Regions from separate parts of the Mus musculus genome. Here region 1 is linked to region 2. The links are chromatin loops, found by intact Hi-C in ENCODE. Cell type or tissue: left cerebral cortex. All regions are shown on one strand.

Evidence for each region. A loop is a pair of places that touch in the nucleus more often than their neighbours do. Peaks named below come from ENCODE experiments on the same cell type or tissue, not always from the same donor. Only the 100,000 strongest peaks of a DNase experiment are listed, where the experiment ranks them.
Region 1: it touches region 2 in a loop (4-fold over the local background); 1 of 42 quality-filtered maps calls a loop at or near these places.

The regions. Positions count from the first base shown.
Region 1 is chr4:43,742,927-43,747,926 of GRCm38, reverse strand. No RefSeq gene overlaps it. Among named protein-coding and RNA genes, the nearest start is that of A630077J23Rik, 6.4 kb to the left of the region's middle. In left cerebral cortex, CTCF peaks have their summits at 2,559 (motif pointing left) and 4,619 (motif pointing right); a DNase peak (open chromatin) is centred at 2,568.
Region 2 is chr4:43,627,718-43,632,717 of GRCm38, reverse strand. It overlaps Npr2 (natriuretic peptide receptor 2), which reads right to left and starts at 783. Exons shown (of 22, transcript NM_173788.4): 1 at 1-783. The coding sequence starts at 533. In left cerebral cortex, a CTCF peak has its summit at 2,360 (motif pointing left); DNase peaks (open chromatin) are centred at 1,060, 1,733, 2,349, 3,102 and 2 more places; H3K4me3 peaks cover 1,577 bases; H3K27ac peaks cover 1,801 bases.

The sequences.
Region 1 (5,000 bases), 120 kb before region 2:
TTAATCTAATGGGCTCTGGATTCAAATGTTTACTTTTGAATTCTAAATATTTGCTTTTGCTGAAGCTAAGCTGAATTGCCTGAGCATCGCAGCCCATACTGAAGACCAGTCTGGTTGGAGATCGACACAAAACCTACTGTGGACCTTTAAGCAAATGTATTATGAATCACTCCCTTTTAGTGGATAATTTTACCATTATATAGAATAAACTTGAAATTTTGAATTAAACGAAATCTTTTTTTAAACTAAAATTTTAAAGTTATCTTACAACGTAATGGGTTTCATTAGGCACACAAATCAAGTGACGTGAATGAATAAAAAGGCTGGCTATCTTATCTGAAAGAAACTCTGGGGCCAGAAATTCTCCGTTTGGCCTATGGAATCCCAAGCATTTAATTTAACAGGGCCTGCTGCGTCAAAGACGACCAGGCGCCTTAAGTTAACTTGATTTCCTGATAAATAATAAATCCTTAAAACACTGGGGATCCTGTGGTTTTCTGCTGCTCTAATTGAATAGAAAATATCAATGACAACAGTAGTAACAAGAGACCAAAGCTTTACCTTAGAGTGCCCCGAATCCCTGCTGAATGTTGATTTTTCCAACATTTCTCCCTTTATTTGAGAGATATTTTTATTCCCCTGAGCTCAAGCACATTGGATGGGGCAGGCAGAAGAGGGTGTCTTATCCCCTAGAGTTAAGGGGTTGCAGGTGGTTGTGAGCTGCAGGACCAGAGTGCAGGCAACTGAACTGGCTCTGGAAAAACCGCCAGGCTGAGCCATCTCTCCAGCCCCGCCCCTTACTTTGCCCGCGTCCTTGCACCTGTCTAAGGGCCCTCCATTATTTCTCATTTGTTTAAATTTTCTTTATGCTCTATTCACAAACCTTTCCTTTACAAGATCCAAATGCATTTAAGATTCGATCCTCTGACCCTTCTCAAAATAATAAGCTACTTTATGTTCCTGCTAGAGTAGCTCACAGAGCACTGAACTGAGAGTACAAATGAATCCCCCACCCCCACCCCCACCCCCACCCCCACCCCCACCCCCACCCTCGGCAAGGTCCCGGTCTGCGAATCCCTCCTCGGCAGCCCCAGCTCTTGCTTCCACAGATAAGCAAACTGCATGAGCAGACAGCGTGTCGAAGATTCATTCATATCCAGGAAGTTCTCCTATTCAGTTCAAATCCCACCTCTCTTGGTTTCGAACCAGGTCACTCTGGCACAACCAGATCTTTGCAAGCTTATAGTGGTCAGTTATGAATATAGGAAAATAAGAATGAAAACTTATGTAGAAAATTGGGCTCTCGCTTGAGAGTTGATTGTACTAAGAACTCATAATTAAATGTTTTAAGACGTGACAACACTGTTTTAGTTACACTTAAAATAATAACATCATTCTTAGAGCTATTCAAAATGTTTGTGGGTTGATAGAATTTCAGGAATTAACTTTGTAACTATGAGTGAGGTGCATGGGAGAATACACCAGATAACTGTGCTGCAAGTGGCCAAACAACAGGTTCATGTGAGTATATCAAACTCTGGGAGGTTTTAGTGCTTTTAGCGGGTTTTTTTGTTTTTTGTTTTTAGTTTTTTTCCCCCCTCTAACAAAACAAGACTTACAATCTCAGCCCTCAGGAGGCTGAGGCAGAAAAATCCCAAGTCTGCAGTCAGCCTGAGTTGCATAGTGAATTCCAGGCAACCTTGGACAATTTAGTGAGACCCTGTTCCAAAAAGCAGAAAAAAAAATAAAATAAAATCAATTTAAATATTAGGAGTTATTTAATACCTGGTGGTGGAAGCAGAGGCGGAGGCGGAGGCGGAGGCGGAGGCGGAGGCAGAGGCAGGCAGATCTCTGTGAGTTCAAGGGCACTCTGATCTACAGAGCGAGTTGCAGGACAGCCAGGGCCACACAAAGAAATCCTGTCTTGAAAACAAACAAAAGTTATTTTATATGTACAAGCACCTGGAGCATGACCGTTAAAAGAGAAAGATTTGGCACTTGCTACATCATGGATCAACCTTGAAGATGTTACATTGGATGAAATAAGCAAGTTGCAAAAGGAATGAGAGCGACCCTGCTTACAGGAGAGAAACCTAAGTGTTTAATTCAGAGACAGAAAGGAGCATGGTTGCCAAAAACTGTGAGGAGAATTACCTCTGAATCGGCTCAGAGTTTGCGTAGGATGGGCACGGTTATGGAGACGGTGGTGAAGGTTATGCGGTGTTGAAAATGTTCTGGGTACCACTGAACTCTCCACTTAAGTGGAAGGAGATGTGAGAGAAAGATGCCGCTCAGTGGGAGGTGGCCCAGCAGCTACAAAGGCCCGTGTTCAATCCCTGCTAACAGGGAGAAGCAGTTAAAATGACTAGTTGTTGTGTTGCACATGACTTACCACAGTTTGTAAAAGACGTAGGGATTACAGAGATGGTTCCGTGGTTAAAAAATACAAATAAAATAAGCCTCAAAAAAAAAAAAAAAAAAGTTTAGAGGGAAAATTTTTCCTGGTTTCTCCAAACTGCACAAGTGTGTAGCTCTCTAAATGTACACATAGTGGCCTCTAGTGGCCACTTGAGTAAACTACAGATCCTTAGAAGGTTGATTCAGAGCAGCCATGTCCTTTATTTCTCCATTATCAGTGGTTACTAGATTTCCATAATCCACCGCCACGATTAATTTTTAATGACAATTTGTATAATTTTTCCAATATGTAATGCAACAACGATACCACCTACGACATAACAGAATAAAGTGCATTCTGTGCTTGCCAAAAAGTGAGGGTCAGAAACCTGTGTCGAAAGACTCTATGTAGAGGGCTGGAGAGGTGGCTTGGTGGTGAAGAGCACCGACTGATCTTCCAAAGGATCCACGTTCAATCTCCATCACCTGCATGGCGGCTCACAACTGTGTGTAACCCTAGTTCCAGCAGATTCCATGCCCCTCCTCTGACCTCTGAGGGCATCAGGCACACACACATGCTACACAGACATACATGCCGGCAAAACATCCTTTGCAGCCCCCACACCACTCCCACATTCCTGCATCTGGATATTGCTAAGGTCTTTTACTGGTCACAGGCCATTACTAAGCTCACGATTATACCTGATACCCTACTAGTGGCCATTTAAAAATAAGAACTAGCAAAAGAAAGTGCTACAACATGCTTCTTTAAATAGCTAGAACTGAACCTGGGACCTTCGCACACTAGCCCAGTGCTCTAGCATTAAGCTTTTAACCCCGACCATCTTGGCTTTTTATTTGGGGGGGGGGGGATTCATGAAGTTGCTCCTGCTGACTCTATCTAGCTCACTCTGTAACTCCTGAAATCCTCATGCCTCTGTCTCCTGAACAGCTGGGATTACAGGCTGAGTCATAAAGGTGAGCTTCTAGCTGACCTTATCCAGAAATAATGCACTCAACAAACTGGAGTAAGTGTTCCGGGGCTGAGCAGAGGACTTGGACTTTGTAGATGGGGTTGGGGAGAGCTGATTTGGAAAGAACAGGCTTATAACCCTGGCCTTGTGGCCCGGTGGCTTCGAACTGCTTCAGCCCTAAGAATAAAGTTAACTTCGTAAGTTTATACACATAACACACACAAATCCTTTGAAAGCTATCAGGAAAAATGAGCAAACTTTTGAAAGCCACAAAACAGCCCTTCAATCAGTCATTTTGACAGGTGGCTCTGTTAAGCTTGTCAGTGGATCTGAGTTTTAACATGTGTGAACTTAGCCGGGCATGGTGGCACACTTGGGAGGCAGAGGCAGGCAGATTTCTGAGTTCGAGACCAGCCTGGTCTACAAAGTGAGTTCCAGAACAACCAGAGCTGTATACAGAGAAACCCTGTCTGGAAAAACAAATAAACAAACAAACAAAACATGTGTGAACTTTCCAATAATGATTGCTGCTGTTCATTCCCAAGAGTCTCAATAGTCACTATGGGACTACTTGGTAAAGTTATAGGTGAAGCAGAGAGAGAGGCTCGAGTCGGAAATTACTCTAAAATCTGAATAATGCGTAAGAGTAATATTGATTTCAGAGGCAAAATCTAGACGAGGGTGAGTGGACAAAAATGTTTGATCACTTAAAAAGAAAGCAAAAGCAGTGATATAGATCCACAAATCTATATCATCTGCTGTCGACCCTGGCAGCCTGAGTTCAGACCCCTGTGCCCATAGTAGAAGGGAGAGGCAACTCCTGAATGTTGTTCTCCAAACTCCACACATGCACACAGCGCATGCATACACACAGCACATGCACACATGAGCACATGTCCACACACGAATTAATCACACACACACACACACACACACACACATTGCAATTCTTTTTAAAGGAAACAAAAGCCAGGCATGATGTTGTCAGCATATAATCTCAGCACTCAAGAAGTCAAGTCAGGACGATCATGAATTCCAGGCCAGCCTGTGCTACATAGTGAATTCCAGGCCAGCACCAGCTTCAGGGTGAGCTCCTAGATTCAAAACAGACAGATAAACCAAGAATAACACCAGCAAGGACAACCTCCGGGAAGCAGGCTGCCCCTGATAGGATTGATGGCTAGTGTAAAGTTCCAGGCAAACTCTTAATACTTTATTTAGTCTGAGCTCTCTCCCTCAGTACACAGCACCCAGACCAAGACCACCAGATGGAGCAGTTGGAGCATTTGTGTTGTAAGGCTTACTTTTATTTTTAAAATGTTTTCTTTTAAATATTGTTTGTGAGATCTTTCTCCATTTTTAAGTAAATGTTTAAACCTGGCCTTTATTTTATGTAAATCCCCTCCACTGTTTTTGAGAAAGAGGCTAATAATTCCCAGGCTATCCTTGAACTTTTTTGTTTTTTTGGTTTTTTTTCCATTGTTGTTGTTATTGTTGTGTTATTTTTGAGACAGTCTCACTATGTAGCCAAGGCTGGCCTGGAACCCACAGAGATCCTCCTGCCTCTTTCTTTTGAGTGCTGAGATTAAAAGTGTGCATATAGGCTACCACCACACTTGGCCTGTTTTG
Region 2 (5,000 bases):
CGGTCATCTGTGCGAGCATCCAGATACAGCAAAGCAGCCCGAGCTGTCCAATTGAAGTGCCCGTGCAATGTCACTACAAACTCACCCAGCTTGGGCGCAGAGGGGCCAGTGCGAACCAGGGTACGATAATGCTCATTCTTAGCTGCAAAGCCAGAGGCCACTGCCCCCGCAGTCAGGAGGGGAAGGCGCCAGTGTGAGGCAAAGCGAGCCACAGAGGCAGCGGGGTACACACAACCGGGGCCCAACAGAAGGTCGGGGTCATGGTACAGCTTGAGGTCCACAGCGCGCAGTGGTGCCAGGTACTCAGAGCAGGCGCCGTCTAGTTCGGAGCTGACAAACCGCAGGTCCACGGGCAGTGCCCGGCCCAGTGCCTCCACAGCCAGTGCCACAGCAGGACCCACCCGTGGCCAGGCCCAGGCATAGCTCAGGTTGTGTTCTGGCAGCACCACCGCCAGCGTCAGGTTCCGTGCCCCCGGAGGACGCACCCCACCTGCCAGGGCTGCCACCACCAGCAGCAGGGATGGCAGTGCCATGGGGATAGAGCAGCTGACCCACGGTCCCCCGAACCAGGGGCCGCTCTGGCCTACTGGGCAGGCACAAGCGCCACCCAGCCTGGAGCCTGGGGAAGAGGGCCAGGAAGAGAAGTGGGGGCAAGCTTAGTCGGCCCGGATACAGAAAGTGCTGGGGACCACGCAAGAAGAGGATGGGGGGAAACCTGGGTCGGGAAGGAGTGGGCTACCAGCCCACAGCCAGGTCCAGGGACTAAGGATAGGGTGGCAGAAGGAAGAAGAGACCAAGGGGGCCTGCGACCGGGATGAGGACAGTGAGAGGTGAAGTAGCCTGACAATTCCAAGCCGAGAAGGGAGGAATCTGAGCCTGGGATGGGGTAGGGACTTGGGGGAGGCTGGCACAAAGAAACGGCCCGGGGACACCTCACAGCTGATCGGGCCGGGAGAGCAAAGAGCTGCGAGAAGCCAGAGCCCCGGGCTGAGGTGGGAGGGCGCCCGCCGCGGAAGGACTGGGACATGGGCAGGCAGGGAGCGAAGCGAGGCCTGGGCCAGAGGGGAGGGAAAGGCAGGGGTGACTCTCCCAGTGACGGCTTCTCCCGAAGCTCCTGCCTGGACTAACGGGCCCGGGCGCTGGTCCCATCCGGAGCTGCGGCGGCCCCGCCCGTGTCCCCCGCTCCTCTCCGCTCCGCTTCTCCCGGGCCCGGCGGCCTGCGCTGCCCGCCGCTGCCTCCCGCCCCCCGCCTGGGCCCCCGCGCGCGCCGCTCGCTCGTCCAGGTCAGGTCGCCTCGGCCCGGCGCGTCTCCGCTCGCTGCGCCCGCGGCGGCGGCCGAGTGTGACTTCCCCGGCAGGCCGCCCGACCCCGCCCCTCCCCCTCCCCTCCCCGCCCGGCCCCACCCTCCGGCTGCTGCTGCCACCCCCACCCCTGCCTGGCGCCCAGGGACCTCCCAGTCCCCAAACCACCCGGTGAGCGCCCCAGGGGCTCAGCACCCCGGGCCTCTAGGCCAGCGAGGTTCATGGGCGTCCCCATACTGTAAGGGCCTTCCTCTGCTTCCCCCAAGCCCCTTGTGCACAGGACTGCTCCCATCTCACTCATGCCTGCCTTCTTCCCTTGACACCCCACTTTTCTTAGAGTCCATTCACTCAATCAGATTTCCGCAGATGCTCCAGTCTCCAGGAAACTGTCAGAAATCCCCAATCACTGGGTATCCATTTATTCCTGGGTAGGGAAAACTCTACCCATCTCCTCAACGCCAGAGTGCTTTTCCTCAGGCAGGAGGAAGTCAGACCCTCATGGCACCAAAGGACTCCATTCTTCTCGGATCTTTATGGAGTCCACGAGTCCTCCTCTTCCTGGGGACTCAACTCTCCACTCTGTTTCTGTCTCCACGGTCGTTCTGCTCTTATGCCTATTGGATCCATCAGCCATCTGTTCCCAGGGCCTTGTCCTTTTGTCTTCCTGAGCCACACTTGGTGGGAGCTTATGGACTGACTAAGCCTAACAGGCCTCAGCAATTAAAGTTCATTGTACCCCCACCTAGGGATCCACCTCACTCCTAAAATTCCAGGCTAGAAAGTTCATCCAGGTACCCCTTATCTGGAGTGCTGACCCCATCTGGAAGAACAGCTTGTGAGAGATGACATCATTGCAAAGGGAACAGCTATGGCACCTTGGGGAGTTCTCAAATTATCAAAAAGGACATGCACATAAACACATTCTCCTCCATGCCGACAGCCAGTTTCTCTCCCACTTGAAGCCACTTCTCCAGAAATCACAGTGCCAAGAAGCCAAAGGCTCCCCAGCAGAGACTGAGAGCTTGCAGGCTGAGGACAATCTTTCTCTGAGATGAAGGCGACCCCTAGTGGCTTGAGGAGAAATTAAGGACCGAGTCTTTTTATTCAGAGCCATGAGTTCTGGCTGCTGTAGGCTGGAACACGAAAGAAGCTAATTGTTTCAGCTCTTGCCTTAGAGGGGCACACAGCTAAAAACCCTGGTCCCTGGAGTGAACACAGAGGTCATAAGAAAGCCACATTGACAAGTGGCCCTGCTGGATGCTCTATCCAAATAGAAGCTTATGGGTACCCCTCCCCCCTTTAAAGAACACCGAGGGAAATGAATTCTTGCTCCAGGCTGTCAATCCTGTTGGTGAAAAGGAATTATGCTCTGTCTGGGCAATAAAAGGAAGAGCAGTCACAAAGGGGATGGACAATATGAAAAAGACACGACTCTCAGGCCTGTCATCTTGGGACTGGGAGACTGAGGTAGAACGACCGTGAATTTGAGTAGCCTGGGCTACATAGTGAGTTCAGAGACTGCCTGAGCTAAATAGCAAATGTCTCAAAAAAAATGGTTCCTCTCTTATTTATAAATATTTACTTATTTATGTATATTATATATTATTCTATTTATTTATATTTACTTATTTATGTATATTATTTTATTTATTTATTTATTCGTTTGTTTATAGTTACTTGTTTAGAAACAGGTACTGGGGGCATGGCTCATGCTGCTCTCCCACTCCCAGTGCTCCTCGCCTCAGTCTCCAGGATGCGGCAGGCACTCACCACATGCTGTTCTCCAGCTCCACACCAGTCAACCAAATCACTGTTCTCGCGAGAAGAGCAGAGCAGGGCAAAAATAACATAACATTGCCAACTCACAGAGCGCAGAGGTAGAATGGTTCCAGTCCACCTGCCCAGAAATAATCGAAATCGAAAGCAGCCGCCAAGAGACAGGTCACACAGTCGCGATCCCCACCCCCCAGCCCCCACCCCCGACCCTCTAATCCGAAATGGCTTTTCAGTGGTGGAACAGAAACTGGAAACCGGGTTCCCTGATTCCTAAGGTGAGGAGCCTCTTGGTAGAAATTCTGCTGATTCATGGACTCACAGTGTCTCGGCCACCAAGGCCCAGCCAAGTCTTTCAGGGACGCCTGTGGATTCCAGTGAGAGACAGGCACCACAGTTACCCGGGAAGCACAGGTGCAGCTGTGTCCATTATTCTCGGTGTTTAGAACTAGGCGTTATCTTAAGGATTAAACTTTCAAGCACCATCCAGTGTGCTTTCTTCCTTCCAATTAGCGGTGTGTCTAGACAGAAGAGGCCAGTCAGCAAAATTAAATGATATTTATTTATTTATTTATTTATTTATCGTGTACACATGTGGTTTGTTTTCCACAGGTATGTGCAATGTATGTATGTGTACAAAAAAAAAAAAAAAAAAACCAAAACCAAAACCAAAAAACAGTCCACACCCAGTGTTTTCCTCTACCATTCTTCACCTTATTATTTTTGAGATAGACTCTCTGACTAAATATGGTGCTCACCAATTCGGCCACACTAGCTGACAAGCAATCCAAAGTGATCCTGCTTCCACCTTCTCAGTGCGAGGATTAGAGGCACACACTGCACACTATAACCAGCTTTTGCCTGGGTTCTTGAATTGAAACTCGGGTACAGCAAGTTCTTATGAACTGAGCCGTCTCCCAGGCCCAGCTTAACAAGGTTTTTAATATCCGGTGAAAGGTTTTTTCTGTAATTTTGAAAGGAAGGTTAAACATATCATGACTGAGAGTCTCATGCTTTACTGCCTGAGCTAGCCTGGCATCGAAGGCATCTACAAGAGTGACCTTAGCCAAGACTCCTAGTAATAAGGGATATGGAACCTACATGGGCCATCTCTTGTATCCAGGCAAGACTTCCAGTGAAGGCATTGGGACTCCAACCCAGCCACAAAACCTTCTACCTGCAATTTGTCCTGTCTGCGAGGTGTGCTAGGGTAAAGGTGGCATATAACTTGTGTAAGTGGCCAACCAATGACTGGTCAAACTTGAGACCCATAACATGAGAGGGGTCCACCCCTGGCACTGCCTGGAGTGTCAGGAACCAGAAACTGGATAGCCCAGAGACCAGGGATAGAACCAAACAAGACCTACCAGTTTTAAAAAAGAAGTCAACAATACTCTGCTACAGTTGAAGACTGGAGCCTAGCATAATCATCACCAGAGAGGCTTCATCTAGATTCATCTGGAAGCAGATGCAAAGACCCACAGCAGACATTAGGCAGAGCTTGGGGAATTCCGTGGAAGAGGGAGGGGGAGGAAGGATTGTAGGAGCCAAGAGGGGTCAAAAACACCATAAGAAAATCCACAGAATCAACTAACCAGGGTTCGTAGAGGCTCACAGAGACTGAATCAGCAATCAGGGAGCCTGTATGGGTCTGCCCTGGGTCAAACACACACACACACACACACACACACACACACAAAATGGTTGTAGAGCTGTCTCTGACATTTTTGCCTGCTTTTGGGACCCTTTTCTTCCTATAAGATTGCCTCATCCAGCTGTGATATGGGGATTTGTGCCTAGGCTTATTGTAAACTGTTATGCTGTGTTTGGTTGTTATCTGAAGGGAAATAGGAGTGGGTCTGGGAAAGAGGGGAGGTTGGGAGGAAGGGAAGACTGCAGTCAGGATGGAATATGTGAGAGAAGAAT